Regions from separate parts of the Homo sapiens genome. Here region 2 is linked to region 1. A link is an interaction called in ENCODE POLR2A ChIA-PET data of the cell type or tissue named here. Cell type or tissue: GM12878. All regions are shown on one strand. Each heading gives the region's core, and the rest is flanking DNA. Links, peaks and the distances in the headings are about the cores only.

Region 1 (11,070 bases), core at 2,235-10,234:
AGAACCTGGAAGCAACTTGGAAAGAAGGAGAGAAGTGTGTGGGTTTTAGCAGGGGACTGGCTGGAAGTCTATGCAGGTATGATTAAACCCTGGCAGGAACCTTGTTGAAATCAGCCAACCACCCTTAACTTCTTCCTTATAAGAGAGATTTACTCTTTATAGAACCTGGATAGTATTTAGAGGGTACAAGCTCCAAAAGAGAAGGTAAAGCAGAGGTTTAAGTGAAAATCTGGCTGACCTCAAGGGCACTCAGTCATTTTCCCCAGAATACCACGTGTACTACTCCCACAACTCCTGGCAGGGGACTAAACGATTATTTTCTAGAGAAAATGAATGGCTCTAAAAGAAAGATGTCTTCACAGTGACGTTTGGGACCCAAATTCACTGCCTTCACTACTCATCCTATAATGAAGTTACCATCAACAAGTGATACCTCCACCCAGAAATTCCAGTCAGCACCTTATAGCATCACAGTATGAATGTATGTCCAGGGTTTGATAGGCATTGGAGGGAATCTATTATCAAAAAGATAAGGAGGGGGAGAAAGAATCTGGAAAAAATCTTAGAGGAAACATAATCTATAAGGTCAGAAAAAAGCTCAGTTAAAAAAAACAACTATGACTCACATCCTCAAAGAAATAAAACACACTATTGCACCCACAAAACAAGAACAGAATGCTATGAAAATCAGAATGCAGGAGCTCTCCAAAAGTAAAAATATTATAAATGAAATGTGGAAGCCAGTAGGAGGGTTGTAGGATAAATTACAAGAGAATTGCTCAGGAAAAGGAAAAGATGAAAATCAAAGGTGAGAACATAAGAAAATTAGGCTCAATCTAGGCAATCCAACATTTAGAATAAGAAATCTAAATTTTTTTAAATAAATGGAAGGGACAAAAATATGAAAAATAATATTCATCTCCAAAATTAAAATCCTCATAGAATTGTCAGCACAGGGAATAAAAAGAGAACCCAAAGTAAGGCATATAATTGTGAGATATTAAGTTCGTAAGTACAGAAAAGATGCTAAAAACTCCAGGAAAAAAAAAAAAACTGGTCACAGATAAATGACAGGACTCACAACGACATTGGATTTCTCACTAACAATGCTGGAAGCAGAACAATGCCTTCAAATTCAACTCATATATATCATTCTGTAACCAAAAATCCTAAGTAAATAATTAAAGTACTTAGAAAATAGAAAACGCTCTATTATATAGGTTTCTATTTTCTAAGTACTTTAGAAAATTTTCTAAGGGCCACAGTGATACACAGACAATTAAGTACTTGCAAAAAATGCAATGCTCATGTTCTAGCAATTAAAAAGGAGGTCTTCCCACAAGTACATATAAGTTGTTTGTCACAACAGGAGTTATTTTTAACATATAATTTTATACCTTGGTAAATTATCAATCAAGTGTGAAGGTAGCATAGAAATATGATTAAGTACCGAAGGACTTGAAAATTTTACTCTCCATGAACTCTTTCTTAGGAAGCTTTTAGAAACTGTCTTTTAGTAAAACACAAGAGTAATCCAAAGTAATTCCTGGATCCAGGGAGTGGGCATTAAACGCAGGAAAGAGGCAAAGAGAATGCCAAGATTACAGTAGTGCTACAGAGAATGCTGACCAGAAACAAGAGAATGGGAGGAGGTGAGAAGATCTTCAAGAAAGAAAATGGAACGGATATTGCCTGACCTGTCTGAGCACTTGGAAAAAGGACTAGTGGATTGAATACTTTGGGGCATATCTTTAGCAGAAGCTTTTAAATGCAGAGGAAAACCCTCCAGACAGTGGCTCTTGCTTACGTTTTGCCTGTTATTAGCTACGTGACCTTGAGAAGGTTGCTTACATTCCATGTTTCCTCCTTTGTGAAAAAACAGGGTTTTCTTGACTAGTACAGACATCAGAAGCTCAAGTGTCTGCAGGATTGAAATAGTTTGGAGTTAGGATAATAGAAATGAACATGCCGTACCTTAGACAGTAGCCTCTAATTAGATCCAGTGTGTTCCATTTTTTGTTGTTGTTGTTATTTTGGGTTTTGTTTTTTGAGACAGGGTCTTGCTCTGGAGTGCAGAGGTGCCATCACACATCACAGCTCACTGTAACCTTGAATTCTAGGGATCAAGAGAGCCTTCCACCTCAGCCTCCCAAGTAGCAGGGACTACAGATGCATGCCACCATGCCTAGCTATTTTTTTTTTAAGACAAGCCCTTGCTATGTTGCCCAGGCTGGTCTTGAACTCATGGCCCCAAGTGATCCTCTTGCCCTCAGACTCCCAAAGTTGTTGGGATTATAGGCATGAGCCACCACACCTGGCCCAGTCAATTGTTTCAAAAAAGCAAATGAGAACTCAGTAATATTGGTTAGCCCCAAAAGTCAAAAGAATTTGGAAACCTGTCAATTTTTCCAAATATTAAGATAATTTTCATGTAAAACAAAAAGATCTGGCCACCAGCAGAGGATGTTTAGAACCTGTCAATTACAGACAAGGATGAGCTCTCCATCACAAATCCAGGTGGAAAGCCAATACCATGACAAAGGTATCAAATTTAATCTCCAGCAACTAGAAAAGTGTATGGGTTCTAGGATGTGCTCAGTAAATATTTACTGAATGAACACCTGAGGAAGCAGAATTACTAAAACAACAAGAGACATAAAATGAATGAAAAATAGCATCCTTTGATGAATAGGACAGGATGTCATATCTTGAAAGAGGAACAGGTTATTATAAATAGTAAGAGTGAGTTAATGATTTACAAAACTGGCCCATACCATTTCCTAAGAATGTAGTGTGAAAGAAAAGTTTAGAGACATGAAAACAGAACAGAAGTTTCAATATTTTTCTAATAGTAATTATCAAAAGGAAGAATAGATTGAAGAGAGGAATATACTCAGAAAGAGAGAGAAAGAGAAAGAGAAATAACAGAATTCCTAGAAACAGAAGGAAGACAGAAGTTCTCTTATTGAAAGAACTATGTATTAAAGAGAATGAATTGAAGAATTAAACTGAGAATGAATTGGGATGATCAACAATTACAATTTCAGAATATCAGGAATGAAGAAAAAAATCTCAAAGGCCAGAAAATTAACTAGAAAGAAATGAGAATCACATTGATGTCAGCACATTGGATGCTGATAGATAAATAATTTCAAATAGAATTCTCTCTACAGCTAAGGCATTGTTCAAGAGTCAAAAAAAAAAAGTAAAGCCATTTTTGATAATTCTAGGTTTTAGAATGTTTATCACTCACCTGATTGGAAAGAATTGTCAGAGGATATATTCCAACAAAAATGAATGAAGACAGGGATCCAAGTAGCAAAATAAAAAGCAAAGCTCATTGTTAAATTATAATTATAATAATTATTATTATTGAGATGGAGTCTCACTCTGTCACCCAGACTAGAGTGCAATGGTGCACCTTGGCTCACTGCAACCTCCACCTCCTGGGTTCAAGAGATTCTCCCACCTCAGCCTCCTGAGTAGCTGGGATTACAGGCACCCGCCACCATGCCTGGCTAATTTTTGTATTTTTAGTAGAGGCGGGGTCTCACCATGTTGGCCAGGCTGGTCTTGAACTCCTGACCTCAGGTGATCCGTCCGCCTAGGCCTCTCAAAGTGCTGGGATTACAGGCATGAGCCACCGTGCCCGGCCCTCATTGTTAAATTAAGTGCAGATGTTAAAATAAAAAACTGGAATTAAATTGAGATAATTTTTTTAAATTAAACTTAAAAGTTAAATATTATCTTAAATATAGTATACACGGCAAAAAAAAATGGAACTAAAATCTCAGATGATATAACATAGGACGTAGCAAAAAAGGTAGGGATGAAGAAGGGAACAGAATGAAAATGTTCTTGTCTTACCATATGGGAGAATATGCAGCAAAAGAATAGAAGTGTTCAAGACTTTTAACAACTTCATCTCATAGAGATAGAAAAAAATGTCAAATCAACAGAGAAAATGCAGTCTTCTTTTAAAAAATCGCAGAATAATCATAAAAATTAACCTTTTATTAGGTCATAAATCTCAGCTATCCCCAAGAAAAATGACACATTACATTTACTAACCAAACTAAAATAAAACTCAAAATTAAAACGGATATGTAATCTAAATTTTTCTAAATTTTCAAAATTTTAAGCACCTTTCTACAATCTTGACTTAAAGATGAAATTGAAACGGAAAGCTGGGGTTATTTAGAAGCACTACACAAACACTGATAGTAAGCCCCTTCCTCAGTGTCAGGCCCAAACCAGGAGGTACAGGGCTTATATGGGAGAAGATTTTAGTGAATGAGAAATTGAAACTTCAAATTGGACTGTGTTAAAGCAAGCTAAATTTGGCCTGAGCATGCTTCTCAACTTTGAGTTTATAAGGAACTGCAACCTAACTTAGTTTATCAACTCACTGAAAGCCTGATTAGTAATATGCTTTTGTAACAAATAGCTGAGTCTCAGCCAATCACAGCAGCTGAGCTCTAGCCAGTCACAGGTGCCAAGTGATTAGAACAAGTTTGAATAAGGCAAACCCAGAGCTGTAACAATCAAGCTGTTGCTATACCTCACTTCCATTTTCTGTCTTAAATGCTGCCTGCCCACCTTGCTGGGCAGAGTCCTCTGAACCTTTCCTGGTTCTGAGAGCTGCCTGATTCTGGAATCGTTCTTTGCTCAATTTACTCTGTTAAATTTAATTTGTGTGAAGTTTTTCTTTCCACAACTAGAATGAACTGAAAACACTAGAAAGTTCAGGAAGTGCCCTAATTACAGTAAAGGGACAGGACAGGGAGACCCCTGAGAAAGGGAAGAAGGAAGGGAGGAAGGAAACCCAAAGCTACTACTGTTTATTCCCACTGAGCTCATCCCACTGAGTAGGCTACGTGGCTAGTTAACACATCTCCACACCCTTAAACAGATGTCAGCCATACCCTCAGTGCCTCCAACTTAAAAGTTTGTGGGCCCACACTCATTCATTATCAGACACATAAGAAAGAACATAGGATATGTGCTCCGCAATTTTTTTTTTTTTTTTTTTTTTGAGACAGAGTCTCACTCTGTCACCCAGGCTAGAGTGTAGTGGCCTGATCTTGGCTCACTACAACCTCCTCCTCCGGGTTCAGGCGATTCTCATGCCTCAGCCTCCTGAGTAGCTGAGATTACAGGCACATGCCACCACACCCAGCTAATTTTTGTATTTTTAGTAGAGACAGGGTTTTGCCATGTTGGCCAGGCTGGTCTCAAACTCCTGACTTCAGGTGATCCACCCACCTTGGTCTCCCAAAGTGCTAGGATTACAGGCCTGACATCAAATACTTAAACCACCATCACACTCGGCCTGACATCAAATACTTAAACAAATCTCTGATGTCAGAAATAATTTATATGGAGTACTGCCTGAAAAATATATAGTCTTTGATACTCTACCTCTCTAAACATAAAAGAATGATCTATCTGGACTTCTTGATAGTATAGAATCTTTACAATATATATTTTGGCAGCATAGTGTCTATCCACACTAAGGAATATTGAGATTAATTTTCTTAAGTTTCAGTATGAAGCATAGATATGCTTTACCTTAACAAATGTGTTTTTTAATCATAAAAGCAGTGTAAATTTCAGAACTGATTTCCCTCTTTGGGTCAGGTTCTAGAAATCTAAAGCCAAATTCATGACAAACTAACAAATGCATGGACCCCCACAGTAGACATTGTTTTCTTGGTTTTATTTTACTTTTCCTTCCCCCTTTTTTTTCTTTGCCTTGATATCATGACTCATTTTCTTTTGTTGTATACTACGCAATTTTCAGCTATCTCACATCTTTTTTAGAACAATGTGAGGCATAAATAAATTTTGAGAATAAAGATTTGGTGTGGTTAACACCATTCATTAACACAATGCACCAGCTACTTTATACATAGCTTTAGTCCTTCTCAGCTTTTCTAGTGTCATGTGGTGCATGCTAAATATGTAAGATCCACAATTGCACTGAATTTATAATTACGTGAGGCAAGTGTATAAATGTTAGCACTTGCTCGGCCGGGCGCGGTGGCTCATGCCTGTAATCCTGACACTTTGGGAGGCCGAGGTGGGTGGATCATGAGGTCAGGAGTTCAAGACCAGCCTGAGCAATATGGTGAAACCCCGTCTCTACTAAAAATAGAAAAATTAGCTGGGTGTGGTGGCAGGTGCCTGTAATCTCAGCTACTTGGGAGGCTGAGGCAGGAGAATCACTTGAATCTGGGCAGCAGAGGTTGCAGTGAGCCGAGATCATGCCACTGCACTCCAGCTTGGGTGACAAAGTGAGACTCTGTCTCCAAAAAAAAGAAGAAAAAAAAAAAGCACTTGCTTTTACTCTCTAAGACTGGAATGATGCAAGACCAAAAAAACTGGCAAGATGGTTAGGTCAGTTGATGTGGAAGGCTTATAATACTGCCACCACCACATGTAGTGAACACCTTAGGAGGAATCAATGGGTCCCACAAAAATCCATGAGTGTTCAGACCAAGTGCGCTGAACACCAGGACATAATGATCAGACAAGGCAGCATTTGCGCTTTAGCTCCTTTACTGCAGAAACTGTTTCTAATTCCTGAGTAGATTCTGGTTCTGGGCACAGGATTGGAGTAAGAAAGGAACTGATTTTCCTGAAAGAGGAGAAGGAAGGACACTTTCAGAGCCTTCAACATATGGCTGGTACACACTACTGCCACTGTTCAATGACTGTACTAGCCCCAGAGTTCCCTCTAGTGGTGTCAGTGCTCAAGTCACATTACCACGTGCCATGCAATATGGGACCATCCTATTTTCCTTCCTTGCAAAGCTCCCAGAATAACATGATATTCCTTCTAACAGTAATTTAAATATTTAATTTTAAATTTCCTTGGGCATTTTTAAAGCAAACAAATAGAGCTCCCACCATGTGCTAGGCACTATTCTAAGAACTTCACAAATATTAACTTGCTTAATTATCATGAGAATCCTGTGAAATAGGTACTATCATGATCTCTATTTTTTACAGATGGGAAAAGTGAGTCACATAACTTTGCAAAGGTCACATAATGAATCCATATGGTCCTCAGAACAGCATTATGGATTAGCAGGAGTAGGGAAATACACATATTCATTAAACCCAGATTTGGTAAAGTAAAACACAGAAAGTAAAAGAGTAACGTAAACCCACCAGATTGGGGTTTTGGAAACTTGGATTCAAATTCTCTCTTTGCCACTGACTAGCTGTGTAGGTGAGGTGGTCACAAACTCACTGGACTGTGAAAAAGAAACTTAAAAATTCTCTATGGCCCATCTTAGGCTTAACTGCTTATGCTTTATAATTTAAATCTGTCCTAGGAAACTGATATTTCTATAGATGACCAAACAGAATACCACACTCACACACAAGATACTTACGACAACTCTGGTATATACTTCTTCTGCAAAGTCGATGTTCTGGAATCTGTGTTCTGCAGGAAATGTGTACTTGGTCAGCCACTCCAAGAGTGGCAGGTCTATGCTACTTCCAGCAAAGGAATACTGAGAGGCATGGATGTGTGTATCAACCAGCCCAGGCATGAAGAACTCACTGGAAATTAAGATGAGAATAAAAGTATTTAATAATATCTTCAGTCATTTCCCATATTTTTAAATCACATTTTTTCCCAAGCATGATTTCACTGTTCACCCACACAGGTTTATAGGTAATGCAATCAGACAACTGTAAATTCTCCAATTATTTAGAGGTCAGGACATAAAAATGAAGCTCTGCTAGGAGAGATATAGCTTCTAGGTTGGAATGGCTGGTCGGGGTTAACCAGTGATGACGAAGGGAGGGAAAAACACAGCATTGAGCAGAAGCAAAGCAGTGGTGGCACAAGAAAGGACGGGAACTCTGATTTAATCCCATGACTTTGTTCTCACAACTGATAGTTGTAGGTCAGAGATCAAGAATGGAAGAGGAGGCCTTTAAAACTTCTAGAGCCGTGCTGAGCAATGTGCACACCAGTCACTAAGGGCAACTAAAGGTGAGAAACAGACTGGCTGCAATTTTAGACTCAGCAGTCATCTTGATCTTGTCTGACTACAAGAAACCTAGTCTTTTCCCACGTGTTACAGAAACTGAGTTCTGAAATAGAAGCAGCAAGAGCAAGCTGGTTAGGGACAGGCGATCTCAGGAGATGGACCACAAACGGGCAGTGGTGTAAGTAGTGAAGCGAAGAGGGAGTTACATATGATGCTGTGACAACCATGCTCAGGATGCTTGTGATCACTAATGCTACCACCATGATCCACCAATTAATATTCATATTTCTATTAATTCTTATAATTAGAAAGTCCTGGAAAGTGTTCAGAGGCACTACCCACAGAATTGAGGCAGTATGGTGCTAACAGACACTTCATGCTTTTCTAAAGAGCTAATGCAGTTCACCACAGTCACTATTAAGTATCCAACCTCATCCAAACAGATATTTGCCAAAAGATGGGACCCTCTACTGCCACCATTATCCTAGGTAAGTATTCAATCACATAAGCAACTTGAACTTGAAACCTAACATTACAAATAATTCCTCATGCTATCAAATCAAATGTATACATACCACCTAACTGTAAGCCAAATAAAGCCATGAGTAACTCTAAATGCTTTATTTTAAAACAAGAGCAAGGAATGGCAGACTCAGTGGTCATCTTGATCTTGTCTGACTACAAGAAAGCCTCTACATCGCATGGAAAAGACTAGCTTTTTTGTAGTCAGTTATTATAATAATGATGGTGACAGCAGCTAATGTTTCCTGAATATGTACATTCACTAGGCACTGGCACAGCGTTCTACATACATCATCTCATCTGTGGGCAGCAGTTGAGTTAAAGTGTATACATTCTGGTTTTGGCCTGCTAAGATCTGAAATCAGGTTTGACCATAAATCAGCAGTTAGATATTTGACATATTAAAAAAAAAAAAAAATTCTGTGTGACTCAGTTTCCCCTTATGTAAAATGGAGATAGTAGTAGCATCATAGGGCTGTCATGAGGATGTATTTAGTGTGTGTAAGAACAATGCCTAGATAATGGAAAGCATCAATAAATGTTATGGATGATGATGATGATGATGTAATGTTCACAAGAAACTTAGTAAGTATGAGAGTACTGTTACCCTCCTTTACATAAGGGTAAGCTAAAGCTCAGGGAATTTATGTAGCTTGAAAAAAAGTAACTGTTAACTAGTCAGCTTTGGCGCTGAGATTCAAACCCAGGCAGTTTGTCTGTAGGTTCAGTACTCTCGGTCACTACGTTCCACGTGATGGAATTGTTAATTCACTGACTATGGAAATAAAGAACTGTGACAAATTTTTAAGGACGTCAAGAAGGCAGCATTAAGTGGGCCTATAATGTGGGAAGCACTCTGAAAGGGAGGGTGGAATATGGATTTCTCTCAGGTATCAGTCACTGATCTCTCTACAATGTCAGTCCTTTGGGTCTTTGCTTTCTCTCCCGTCATAAAACGGAATAGCAGTGTAACTTCCTCATGCAGTTAAATTGTTTAACCAAATAATATTTCCCAATGTCTACTATATTTAGGAAACCGCCAAGCCCTGTGGAGAGTCCAGAGAAAAATAAGGCATATTGTCGTCAAAGACTTTATAATCTAGTTGAGGAGGTTACGGGTGAATGAGGGAGACAGAGAGGAGGAGGAAGAAAAATGAGGAGAAAGAAAAAGGAGAGGAGGAGAAGAGGAAAAGGACGAGAAAGGAGGAGGAGAAGGAGAAAAAGAGGAGGAGGAGGAAGAGGAGGAGGGAAGAAGAAGAGCAAGAAAAGGAAGAAGAAGGAGAAGGGAGAAGAGGCAGAAGAAAAGAAGGAGAGGAGGCTGGGCACGGTGGCTCACGCCTGTAATCCCAGCACTTTGGGAGGCCAAGGCGGGCAGATCACGAGGTCAGGAGATCGAGACCATCCTGGCTAACACGGTGAAACCCCATCTCTACTAAAAATACAAAAATTAGCCAGGCGTGGTGGCAGGCGCCTGTAGTCCCAGCTACTCGGGCGGCTGAGGCAGGAGAATGGCGTGAACACGGGAGGCGGAGCTTGAGGTGAGCAGAGATCATGCCACTGCACTCCAGCCTGGGTGACAGAGCGAGACTCCATCTCAAAAAAAAAAAAAAAAAAAAAGAAAGGATTCAGATTTGAGGGTCTTATATAGGTAACTCTAGAAGTTGGCGATGCCAGAGTTCTCTGTGGAAGGAAGAACAAACCAACATCTTAAGCAGCACCTTCGACTTCAGGAGTAAGACTGAGAAAGAAAAGATCAGGATCAATCTTGGCAGAGTTATTGTCAGGAGGGTAGAGGGAACCCAGGACAGAGAGGTGTCAGGGACAGTAAAGAAGAGACATTCAAGAAGGAGCAGGGCAGTGACTAGTGCCAAAAACTGCAAGGGTCAAAAATGCATGGCCTCAGGAATAATCCTAAGACCCCCAATTTTGGAAAGATTTAGCTCTTCCTTTAAAAAGTAGTCACTGAGTCTCTAGAATGTTTTTGTTACTGCACTAAGTGCTAAAAAGAGAGTGTTTGAGAAAGTCCTGTGCAGATGGAGAGCGCCCTTTTAAAATATTTGGTAGTGAAAGTTAGGATGAAGAAGAGTTCAAGTCACTTTATGTTTTTCATGTAGGAGAAATGAGCATGTTCATTGTAGCTGAGATGAGAGAGTGAAAGATGATTCAGAGTACAAAGTCTTCAGAGGCAACAGAAGCGCAAGGATTTATTGCATCTGAAGTGTGATTTTTTTACCCAGAAAAGTTACAATCCTTTTAAGGAAATAGTAAGCATCGTGAAATGATTATTAATAAAAAGATTCCCAGAATCAAGGTTACAGTCCAGGATTAATTACAGATAATATTGGTACACACAGAAGCATGGAATGTGAGAGTGCACATGAGATTAGAGGTCAGTGAGCCCACCTGCTCATTTTATAGAGAGAACAAAAGGAAGGTCTGGGATTGCAAGTTTATTTTTGACTTGCAATTTGTTGGTGGCTCAGCTAGGATTCAAACTCGGTTCTCCACTCACAACATCACTTATGGCTAAATTGTA
Region 2 (11,070 bases), core at 1,568-9,567, 71 kb before region 1:
TAGGCGCCTGCCACCACACCTGGCTAATTTCTTTGTATTTTTAGTAGAGATGGGGTTTCACCATGTTAGTCAGGATGGTCTCGATCTTCTGACCTTATGATTCACCCGCCTCAGCCTCCCAAAGTGCTGGGATTACAGGCGTGAGCCACCGCACCCGGCTCCTCAATAATTTTTAAGAGAGGTGAGGGGTTCTAAGTTTAAAAAGTCTGAGAATCACTGTCTTCAAACTTGGCTGCCCATTGGAATCAACATAGGAAGCTTGAAAAAAATACTGGTGCCTGGATTCCACGCCCAGAGATCCCTATATAATTGTTCTGGTGTTTAGCCAGGGTATTGAGAAGTTTTTAAGCTCTCAGGTGGTTCTAATGAGCAGCCAAGGCTAAGAACCACAGCGCTCGTCTAAGGATATTATGGATGTCAAAACAAACACGGCCATGGCTAAGGATGGAGAAAGCAAATATGGTCCATAACAGCAAATACAGACAGAAGAGCAGGAAAGAGTGGACTATCATGTTACCCCAAAAGTACAACAGGACAAAGGAGATATTTTGTAGCTCTAGTAATCAGACAAAAAGTTTTTCTCCTGCCAAGGATGTTGGATTTATTCATACACCACTGCTTCACCAGCTGGGGAAAAGGAAACTAGGTTAAAATGCCACCTAGGTGAGGATTTGAGCAGTTTGGGAGACATAAAGTAATAAAATCTGTCCACACAGCCAGACCTCAAACATAGGAATCAAACCAAAGAAATATGCAGAATGCTCTTCTGGTTCCAAAGAGTCCTGGTGAAAGCTAGGGGTGTGGGTTAGGGAGGGAGATTCAGACCCATCAGGAAACCCACCAGGGTGTGAGGGACACAGGTGAATTTTTATAGCCTCCAGCCTCTCTCAGAGGATCAATTCTTAGCATGACAAGCAGGTGCCAGGGGTGGAGGAAGTAGAGCTAAGTCCTTGGGCTTCAACTGGGTCCAGAGCTACGAAAGTGAAAGGGGTGATGATCAGACAACAGCTTTCAAACTGAAAGAGCTATCAAGCTTTCAGATAACCTGCTGCCCTTCAAAAACTTAAATGTTGCATTAGGATTTTCTACTCAGATGTTACGCCCAGATTAGGCTTTGAAACTAAACATTCAATTCAGTTAAACAATCAGCTGTACACTAATTTACAATCATGGCAGCTACTATGAAGATGGTCTGTCTCTGGGTGGAAAGAAGATAAAAGAAAAGAGAAGCTCATAACAATAGTGATAACTAATATTTATTGAGTATTTACTATACCAGGTAATGTATTAAGAACTTTATATGCAGTCTGGGCACAGTGGCTCATGCCTGTAATCCCAGCACTTTGGGAGGCCGAGGCGGGAGGATCATGAGCTCAGGAGATAGAGACTATACTGGTCAACATGGGGAAACCCCGTCTCTACTAAAAATACAAAAATTAGCTAGGCGTGGTGTTGCGTGCCTGTAATCCCAGCTGAGGCAGGAGAATCGCTTGAACCTGGGAGGCAGAGGTTGCAGTGAGCCGAGATTGCACTGCTGCACTCCAGCCTGGTGACAGAGCGAGACACCATCTCAAAAAAAAAAAAAAAAGAACTTTATATGCGTTATCTCATTTAATCCTCTCAAGAACTTGGTGGCTAGGAAATTGAGGCTAGGTGGCAGCTTGCCTACAAGATGACCACAAAGAATCTTGTTTCCCTGGAATTCACACCTTCACATAGCCTCTTCCACATTGAATCAGGTCTGGTCTGTGTGATCAATGGTATATGAAAGAAGTGACAGTGTGTGACTTCCAAGGCCACATCATAAAATGCATTGTGTATTCCATTTTTATCTCTTGGATCACTTGTTTTGGAGGAAGCTGGCCGCTGTATTGCTAGGACAATCAAACAGCCCTGTGGAGAGGCTCATGTGGAGAGGAGCTGAGGCCTAAGGCCAAAAGCCAACATTAACTTGCTAGCCACATTAGTGAGTCACCTTAGAGAGGGATCCCCCAGCCTCAGACAAGCCTTCAGATGATCACAGCCCCTGCAAACATCTAACAGCTACCTATGAAAAACCTAGAGCCATAACTGCCCAGACAAGCTGCTCCCAAATTCCTGACCCACAAGAACTTTTTTCTTTTTCAGCGTTCCTGAGAGAACTGAGCCCACACTGCCCATGGCAGTAACCCTGATAATGTACCCTTCCTTATATTGATTTTCTCCTTCCCTGCTCATTCTTCCAGTTCCCTTTCTCCTGTTTCCTGGGATCGCCTCCCATGTTCTACACCTGAGTTCTTTTCTCAGGCTCTGTTTTTGGGGAGAACCCAAACTAACACAAACATCATGAGAAGTGTGCCTTTTTAACAGATTCAGATGATCTCCTGCTAAAAGCGTATTAAACAAGGAGTTTAAATTTAGAGAACGAGTTCATCCCTATAAGGTTTTGTTGTTGTTGCTGTTTTTCCTGGCTACCAAGAAAATAGATTTAGAGATTCCTGAAAACTTCACCCAAATTGATACGCATGACTCAGTTTGATTTCATCGGTGTTTGTTACAATTTTCTTTTTTCTTTTTCTTTTTGTTTTTTAGAGACAGGGTGTCACTATGTTGCCCAGGTTGGTCATGAACTCTTAAACTCAAGCGATCCTCCAATCTCAGCCTCCTGAGTCACTGAGATTGCAGGCACAGACCACTGAACTTGTCTTTTATTGGCAATTTTCAACCATGAGTTTTTCCCACCTGCAGATTCTGACCTTGGAACTTTATTGTTAATAAAATTTCTCCCAACTTCAAGGGCAGCTGCCCTGACAATTGGGCTTTTGGCCAGCATGGCCTGTCTAGTCTTCCTGGAGTAAATTTTGACCAGAAACCAGAAATAATCAAGCTTTTAAAGAACAATTTCTAAAGAAAGACTGGCTATTTATTGACTCTTTTCTTGGGTCACCATAAAATCTTTCTTTGACTCTTAGCCAAGTCATGAATATTCTCTTGACGTCCTTGGTATCCCAGTTTTGGTCTGTGTAAAATATTACTGAACATAAAGATTTCCAGGGGAAGCTGTTGAAAATCATATTAAGATACACATAGCCGGCCCTACTTAAAAGCTGGATTGCATTGAGTAAAGTGAGCACAGATACTTTCCAACAGTCTGTCTCCAAAGGTTCTCACTAAGTTGACTTGAAATCAGTAATTGGGGGTGCAGTTATAAGAAACAGTTATTAGAAACAGTTATTCCTAGGGTGATCAATTCATTGTGGTTTGCCTGCGCCCCTTCCCAGTTCTAGTACTAAAATTTCCGTGTCCCCAAATACCCTCAGTCCTGGGAAACCAAGACAGTTGATGACACTACATATTTCTGATGGTTATGTTTCCAGAAGCCTAATTAATCCTTGATATAGCTGAAATTTAGTCCTGGATCATGGTTAAGATAAGATAGGTACTGTGGTAAGTTTGTAAATTTCAGGACTGATTAAGGAAAAGATGAGATGGCAATATTGCACAACAAGCTTATTTGATAGTGCTGTGACAAGGTTGCATAAGAAAGAAAGGGTGTTCTTCCTACCAAGAGCTGATCTAGAGAGAGCTGCAGGCATGGGGCCACCACCTGGAAGGGAAGAGGGAAAGAGAGCACTGAGTGGAGAGGGAAATGGGAGAGGAGGTACACGGGTCTAGGCAGTGTCACTCAGCAGCAAGGTGGGGAGCCTCTGGGTCAGAGTTCTGAAGAGCAGCAGGTCTGTTGGGGTTTTTAGTAGCTACAGAATGTATCTTATATATGGTTAACAGGTGTTGGGTGCAGTTTTGTGGGGTGTGCAAAGAAGTCAGGCTCTAATGGTCTAAAAATAGGCTTATTGGGGCTATATTTAAAGTAATATGTGTAAAAATTTGAATTGGTGCTGGCAGGCTTCGAGTTCATGGTCCTAGCCTGCTGCGAAGAAGTTCAACACATGAGGACCAAGAAACAGGGCCCATCTTTGACCCATTTACATCACATATGCATTCAGATTCCTTTTTGTTTGTTTATTTGTTTGTTTCCAGTTTCCAAAGGCTTTATTGGTAAATATTCTTTAGAAAAGAATGATCAATCCTGTTGCTTCCAAGTCAATGGAATGAAGAACCATGTCCAGGGACACTCCAAGCAGTGCTGAAGAAGACCGCTGCTGTGTCCACCTCTTGTTCATAGGCCCAGTCATAAGCACAAGACTTGTAATCAACCAGCTCTTCAGGTTAAGTTTTTCCCACCCACAGACTCTGACCTTGGAAATATGTAGTGCCATCAACTGTCTTGGTTTCCCAGGGCTGAGGGTATTTGGGGACATGGAGCCATAAACCATAGGCTGATTTATTTTTCAGCACTTTTTACTGAGTCACTGCCATGAATGATGTCCCTGCCAACCTGAATGCAGAAGTCCCCGCCACTGGTGCCTGGCTTAGAATCCGTTGGATTGGTCTCCCAAGCATCACTCGGCCTGTCTCCACTACACTCAGTCCCTCCTCCATGGCCATGAGTTCATGTACTTCACCAGCCCAGGGAGGAATGGACAGTCTTTCAGGTCAGGGTAGAGCTGCTTCAGGTGTTCCTCAGAGGCCCAAAGGTGGAATCCCTTCAGCTCAAAGTGCCTCATGACATTGCCCAGCAGGCCCCACCGCACACCGTGTGGCTTCATGGAGATAAAGGTGCGCTCGAGGTTGGACATGGTCTGGGAAGCTGATGGGGCAGGCAGTGGCTGCACTGCAGGAGCTGAGAGCTGCAGTGACCTGCACCCAGATTTCCTATCATGAGCATTAGAACACATATCTCTCCTGCTTCAGCCTTGCCAGTAAGAACAAGAACTCTCCTCTGCAGATAGCCCCTGCCTCACTCCTTCCCATTCTTGTGCTTCCTTCTTCATATACCAGTGATGAATTTCCCATGACTTGGGGAGAAAAATCCAACTGGAAGTGGAAGGAGATAGTAGTGGTGGTGGTGGAGGGGGTGGTGCGGGGTAGAGGAAGAGTTAGTGATGAATCATGAATACTTAGGTAATATAATGGGACAGGCTTGGGCAGGAAGAAACACTGGGGCAGGACAGTTCATGTGAAGAAAAAAAATGTTGTTCTGGGAGATGCAGGTCAGAGCAGGGCCGTTAAGTCAAAACCACCGGCACTGTAGAGATGAATATTGTAACCAGCTTTTATTTTAATTCAGGCTGTCCCCACATCCAACCCCCCTTTTTTAATTTGCAAGAATCCTCCACCTTGTGTGGTGTCCGTGGGATGTGGTACCTCAACTCTTACCAAAGAATATCAGGATGAAGTCTTCCTCCTTCACGCCCATCATGGAGGTGGGAGCACATGACCCAAGCTGGTTAATCCAATGCCCAGGGACCAGAGTTGAAGGGCAGTTAGCATCTTTCACCGTGTACCACATGGTTATGGTACCCAGCGATAGAAGAGGCATTCAGTACTGGCACGTCCTCTGGAAGTGGAGAGCTGATTTTGGATAGCCCTGGTCAGTTGCTGTTACTTGCATCAAACAGTCCTGATTACATCATGACCTCTCTTTGATCCAGAAGCTGTAAATTTCTACATGCCTTCAGGCAAACTCAGCTCTGTCTTCAAATAAAATAGAGGCAAATCAGATAGCTTTTTTCCCCTTAAAGACAAATTCCTTCCAAGGATTATCAATATATTTATTAATCTCTTCTCTTTATGGGCAGAAAAAAAGTCCCCATGAATTTAAAATGTGAAAATATATTTATTGACTTAAAGATATAATAATTTTAGGGAAGCAAAATAGTTGTGTTCAATTATTTTCACAGCAAGATGCCTGTAAAATGTATATAATTGGATTGATTGGCACTGTTAATGACTCTTCAGATATGTACAAATCTAGTCATACGCTCTAAAATTTGCAGAGACAAATCAATTTAATATGCTTTATTCACTTTCTAAGTTTAACATTGGGATATATTGTGATTGAATAAAACATTCAGATGTGCTCTAATTTACATTTTGCCCACAAAATAATTCCCAATTCTGCTTCATTCATACCATTGTTTAGTATTGTGGTTGTGTTCATCATTTCTTAGCAAGGAGAACATAAGTTTCATCTATTACCAGCTGAATGATTTGACTCAAAAGGCAATTAAAAATCACACTCTTGGGAGGCCAAGGCAGGTAGATCATGAGGTCAGGAGATCGAGACCATCCTGGCTAACACAGTGAAACCCCATCTCTACTACTGAAACTACACACACACACACACACACACACACACACACACACACACACACACACAGAGAATTAGCCGGGCATGGTGGCATGTGCCTGTATTCCCAGCTATTCGGGAGACTGAGGCAGGAAAATTGCTTGAACCCCGGAGGCGGAGGTTGCAGCAAGCCAAGATCACGCCACTGCACTCCAGCCTGGGCGACAGAGCGAGACTCCATCTCAAAAAAAAAAAAAAAATCACATTCAACCTAGACAGTGTTACCAGTTGAGCCACAGGTCAAGCCCAGGTTTAATGTAAAAGAGGACCACACTGGGAGTAGGCATGAAAACTGAGAGTCATGGTCCATTGGACACCATCTTTGAATGACTCACTTGGCCGCCTGCTTTTTATTTTCTCTATAAAATGGATTAACTATTGCCTGACTGTCAATCACTATCACTTTCAAGATATCTTCACTTAATAACAGGTTGTTATGAGGATTAAATAAAGCTTGGGAAAATTCTAGTGACTGCTCCCTATGGATGAACAGAGATAGACTTAAACTTGAAATGATACAAATCTAGTGAGCATAGAAAAATTCTGGATCCGAAGACTTCAGTGGGTTAAAAGGATGGACTTACTTTAGGAACATGCAATTCAATAGAGGTAGAAGAAAACTCCAACAGTTGGATCTATAAATACTAATGAAAAAATTGATGAGTAGATGAATGACTTAAGAGACCAATGTGGAAAAGAATGAAAGGTTTAAGTAGATAATAAAACAGTGAGATATGAAGAACTAAAAATACTTCATCCAGATTTTTTTAAATGCTTCAGTGGGACATAGTAGTTTTCTTCAAATATGTGAAGACTTTCATAAGCAGACATGGTAGACTTGCTCTTGAAAGGCGTATCAGCGGGTTAGAGGTGAAAGTCTGCAAGAACAATTCTGGCTACTCAAGAGATTTTCCAACTTGGCAAGAATGGAAAGAACCTTGGGACATAGTCTTGAGCTGCCCATCACTCTCAGGGCTTAAACGAGATTGAATATTCATTGCTGAAAATGTCAAAAAAGGGATTCAAAGATCAGTCAGCTGGCCAAGCAAGGTGATCTTTAGAGTGCCCTTCCAAACCTGAGATTCTAGATTTCCAAGCCTTGACTCTTAACATCTGTCATGGAACCATTATAGCACCATCTGCCCAATTTCCCCGCTGATGATTTCACCTGACTATGTAATCCTGGAAGAGGGGTGATGCCCATTAACTTGTAGTTGGTTTATATAAGCTAGAGCAAGCTGTGTGGTTTGAATCATGTATGTGTCCATAGGAATCTAAAATAATTGGCCAACTGTAAGCAGTGTTGTTGAATTTCATATTTGGTGAATATGTAAAATGCTTTGAATTACATTGAAACTTCCTAAGTTAACTTTAATATGTTCATGGACATTCATTATTTTCTCGTATTTCCACAAGTTAGAGATAGCTTTCCAATGGACAAATCTTTGCCTTTTATCTTAAGGAGCTGAGGTGATTCAAGCAAGCCATTTGGAAGTTCATAATTTTGTGGTTTTTTCCTTGTAAAATTGTCTTCACGAAGGAATTAAGTAAGCAATATTTGTTTTCATTGAGAATATAATTTTATTTACAACTGATCTATTGTAGAATTTGGGTTCAACCTAGGAAATTATTTTCCTCACATAAGAAAAAATACATCCAGTTTCTTGCTAGAAAAATAATCACTACTTGTTTTGTACATTTAAAATCATGAATTTCTATTCTACTGGTTGTCAAAATAAAGTTAATTTAACTTATTTTTTCCTCTGCCCTTGGCCCTTTTGGAGGGAGACTGGTCATTCCACAGTCGTTCATTCAAGCTTTGGCCACTAGGTGGAGTACTAGTTAAACATTGGCTGGCCTGCTTGCAATCTCACCTTGCACTTGAAAAACGCCAATTTTTTAGTCTTGTTATCAAAAGACCAATTTCATTCACTTTAAAATAATTGTATTTATTCTAGCATTTGTCTCACATGGAAGCATATATATTTTTTATCTGGTAAATAATTTTTTATGTTGTCCTGTAAGAAAATAAGCCACTTAATAAAATGAGTTCCTCATCAAGGGAGCTGTGCAAGCGGAGGCCAGACAACCACTTGGCAGACAAGTTAGAAACAGAATGACGTTTTCACTGTAAATATTTTCGTGTGTAGTATTTTCTGAAAACAAGGACATTCTCTTACATAACCAGAGTGCGATGACCAATACCGTTATCTTACCCAGGGGGTAGCAAGTTTTGGCCTGAAACTCAGTCAAATCCAGCCCACCATCTATTTTTGCAGGGCGCCCTAGGTAAGAATGCTTTTAGATAGTTAAGCTCTTTCTTTCCTTCCTTCTTTCCTTTCTTTCTTTCTTTCCTTTTTTTCTTTTCTTTTTCTTTCTCTCTTTCTCTTTCTTTTCTCTCTCCTTCCTTCCTTCTTTCTTTTCTTTCTTCTTGCTCTGTTGCCCAGACTGCAGTGCAGTGGCACGATGTCGGCTCACTGCAACCTCCGCCTCCTGGGTTCAAACGATTCTCATGCCTCAGCCTCCTGAGTAGCTGAGATTACAGGCGTGTGACACCATGCCCAGCTAATTTTTGTAGAGATGGGGTTTCATCACGTTGGCCAGGCTGGTCTCGAACTCCTGACCTCAAGTGATCCAGCGGCCTCGGCCTCCCAAAGTGCTGGAATGACAGGCATGAGCCACCGCACCCAGCCAGTTAAGCACTATTTAACACATGAAAGTTATATGATATTCACGTTTCAATGTTCATACACTAGATTTATCAGAACTCAGCATGCTCATTTGTTCACACGTCTGTGCCTGCTTTTGTGCTGCACATGCAGAATTTACTGCTTGTGACAGAGACCTGCCAAGGTTCTCTCACCGTTTGGTCTACAGAGCCTAAAATAGTTACTCTCTGGCCCTTTACAAAGAAAGCTTGCAGATCCCTGATCTAATCAACAAACATTATTCAAATCTTTCCAATTGTCCCACTAATGTCCTTTATTTGGCCTGGAATCCAACCTAATTATTTAACTTCTGTGGACCTTGGTTTCTCTCTTTGTGCGATTAAAATAGTAATAGATCTTTCCCATTTAATTTTTGTGAAAATTTTATGAGTTGATCCAATAAATCTCTTGGAACAATGTTTGGCCTATAGAATAACCACCACATTAAGTGTTGGCAATTGTTACTACTTCAATCTTAGTTTTACTTTTCATTTTTAAAAATTCATATATTTGGCCAGGCGCAGTGGCTCATGCCTGTAATCCAGCACTTTCAGAGACTGAGGCAGGAGGATCACTTGAGCCCAGGAATGTGAGACCAGCCTGGGCAACATAGCAAGACCCCATTTCTACAGAAAAAGCAAAAAATAATTATCTGGGCATGGTGACACATGTCTGCAATCCCAGCTACTCAGGAGGCTGAGGTGGGAGGATCGCTTGAGCATAGGAGGTTGAGGCCGCAGTGAGCCATGATTGCACCACTGCATTCTAGCCTGGGCAACAGAGTGAGACCCTGCCTCAAAAAATAAATAAAATAATATATGTATTTTTAAAATTAAGCAATACATACATTCAGTACAAAAGTTAAATGGTACACATACAAAAGAGAATGCTGCGAAATGTAAGTTTCCCTGCTACTCTCTCCAAAGGCTACTGCTTTGGGAAATTTTAAATAACTACGTAGTACTACATGGTATTTTTAAAAAACTTTTTATTTTTTTTTGAGACGGAGTTTCACTCTTCTTGCCCAGTCTGGAGTGCAATGGCAGGATCTTAGCTCACCGCAACCTCCGCCTCCTGGGTTCAAGTGATTCTCCTGCCTCAGCCTCCTGAGTAGCTGGGATTAAAGGCATGTGCCACCACACCTGGCTAATTTTGTATTTTTAGTAGAGTTTCTCCATGTTGGTCAGGCTGGTCTAGAACTCCCGATTTCTGGTAATCTGCCCACCTCGGCCTCCCAAAGTGCTGGGATTATAGGCGTGAGCCACTGCACCCTGCCAAAAATCTTTTTAAAATTAATTATTATTATTGTTATTTTTTTTCAAGATAGAGTCTCCCTCTGTTACCCAGGCTGGAGTGCAGTGGCATGATCTTGGCTGACTGAAAACTCCACCTCCTAGGTTCAAGCGATTCTCCTACCTCAGCTTCCCAAGTAGCTGGGATTATAGGCATGTGACACCACACCCAACTAATTTTTGTGTTTTTAGTCGAGACGGGGTTTCAGCATACTGGCCAGACTGGTCTTGAACTCCTGGCCTCAAGTGATCCGCCCACCTTGGCCTCCCAAAGTGCTGGGATTACAGGCATGAGCCACTGTGCCCAGCCACTGCATGGTATTTAACCAGTGCCTTGTTGGTGTACTTTTAGGTCACTCCCAATTTTTTGCTATTATAGTTACGAAAATATTCTTGTGTTTGTGTATAGACTAAATTCCTCAGTGTGATATGGAAGTACTGGGAAGGAAAGAGCATGATGCCTTTAAATGATATGAAAGCAAGGAAAGGAAGTGCTGGGTAGAGGAGGGCATGGTCCCTGTCTAGGACTCCACCCCCACAGACCTAGATGAGGACAGGCATTTCCTGCCCAAATGTTGCATTTCCCAAGACCACCCTGGCCTGCCACACCCCCATCCTGTGTCTATAAAAACCCGAGACCCTAGCAAGACAGACATACAAGCTGCTGGATGTTGAGCACATAGATGGAGGAACGCATGGGTGGCTGGATGTCAAGAGGAATGTACCAACAGTCACCAACAGAACAATGAGGAGTTTTGCTGGGGCAGTCAGAGGAGAGCCCAGGCTGCTGAGCAGTCCGACTCCAGGGGAAAACCTTCCCACTATATCCCCTTCTGACTTC

The links. ChIA-PET counts read pairs that join two places held together with the same protein. Peaks named below come from ENCODE experiments on the same cell type or tissue, not always from the same donor. Only the 100,000 strongest peaks of a DNase experiment are listed, where the experiment ranks them.
Region 2: POLR2A ChIA-PET joins it to region 1 with 11 read pairs; 4 of 35 experiments call an interaction of 5 or more read pairs at or near these places.

What each region holds. Positions count from the first base shown.
Region 1 is chr9:72,199,076-72,210,145 of GRCh38, reverse strand. GDA (guanine deaminase) reads right to left here. Exons shown (of 14, transcript NM_004293.5): 3 at 7,404-7,575. Among named protein-coding and RNA genes, the nearest start is that of GDA, 55 kb to the right of the region's middle. RefSeq lists a silencer at 6,657-6,816. In GM12878, for the core only: a CTCF peak has its summit at 6,733 (motif pointing left); DNase peaks (open chromatin) are centred at 2,767, 4,385 and 6,721.
Region 2 is chr9:72,269,059-72,280,128 of GRCh38, reverse strand. It overlaps the pseudogene LOC100289320. Among named protein-coding and RNA genes, the nearest start is that of LINC01504, 31 kb to the left of the region's middle. In GM12878, for the core only: a CTCF peak has its summit at 8,056 (motif pointing right); a DNase peak (open chromatin) is centred at 6,544.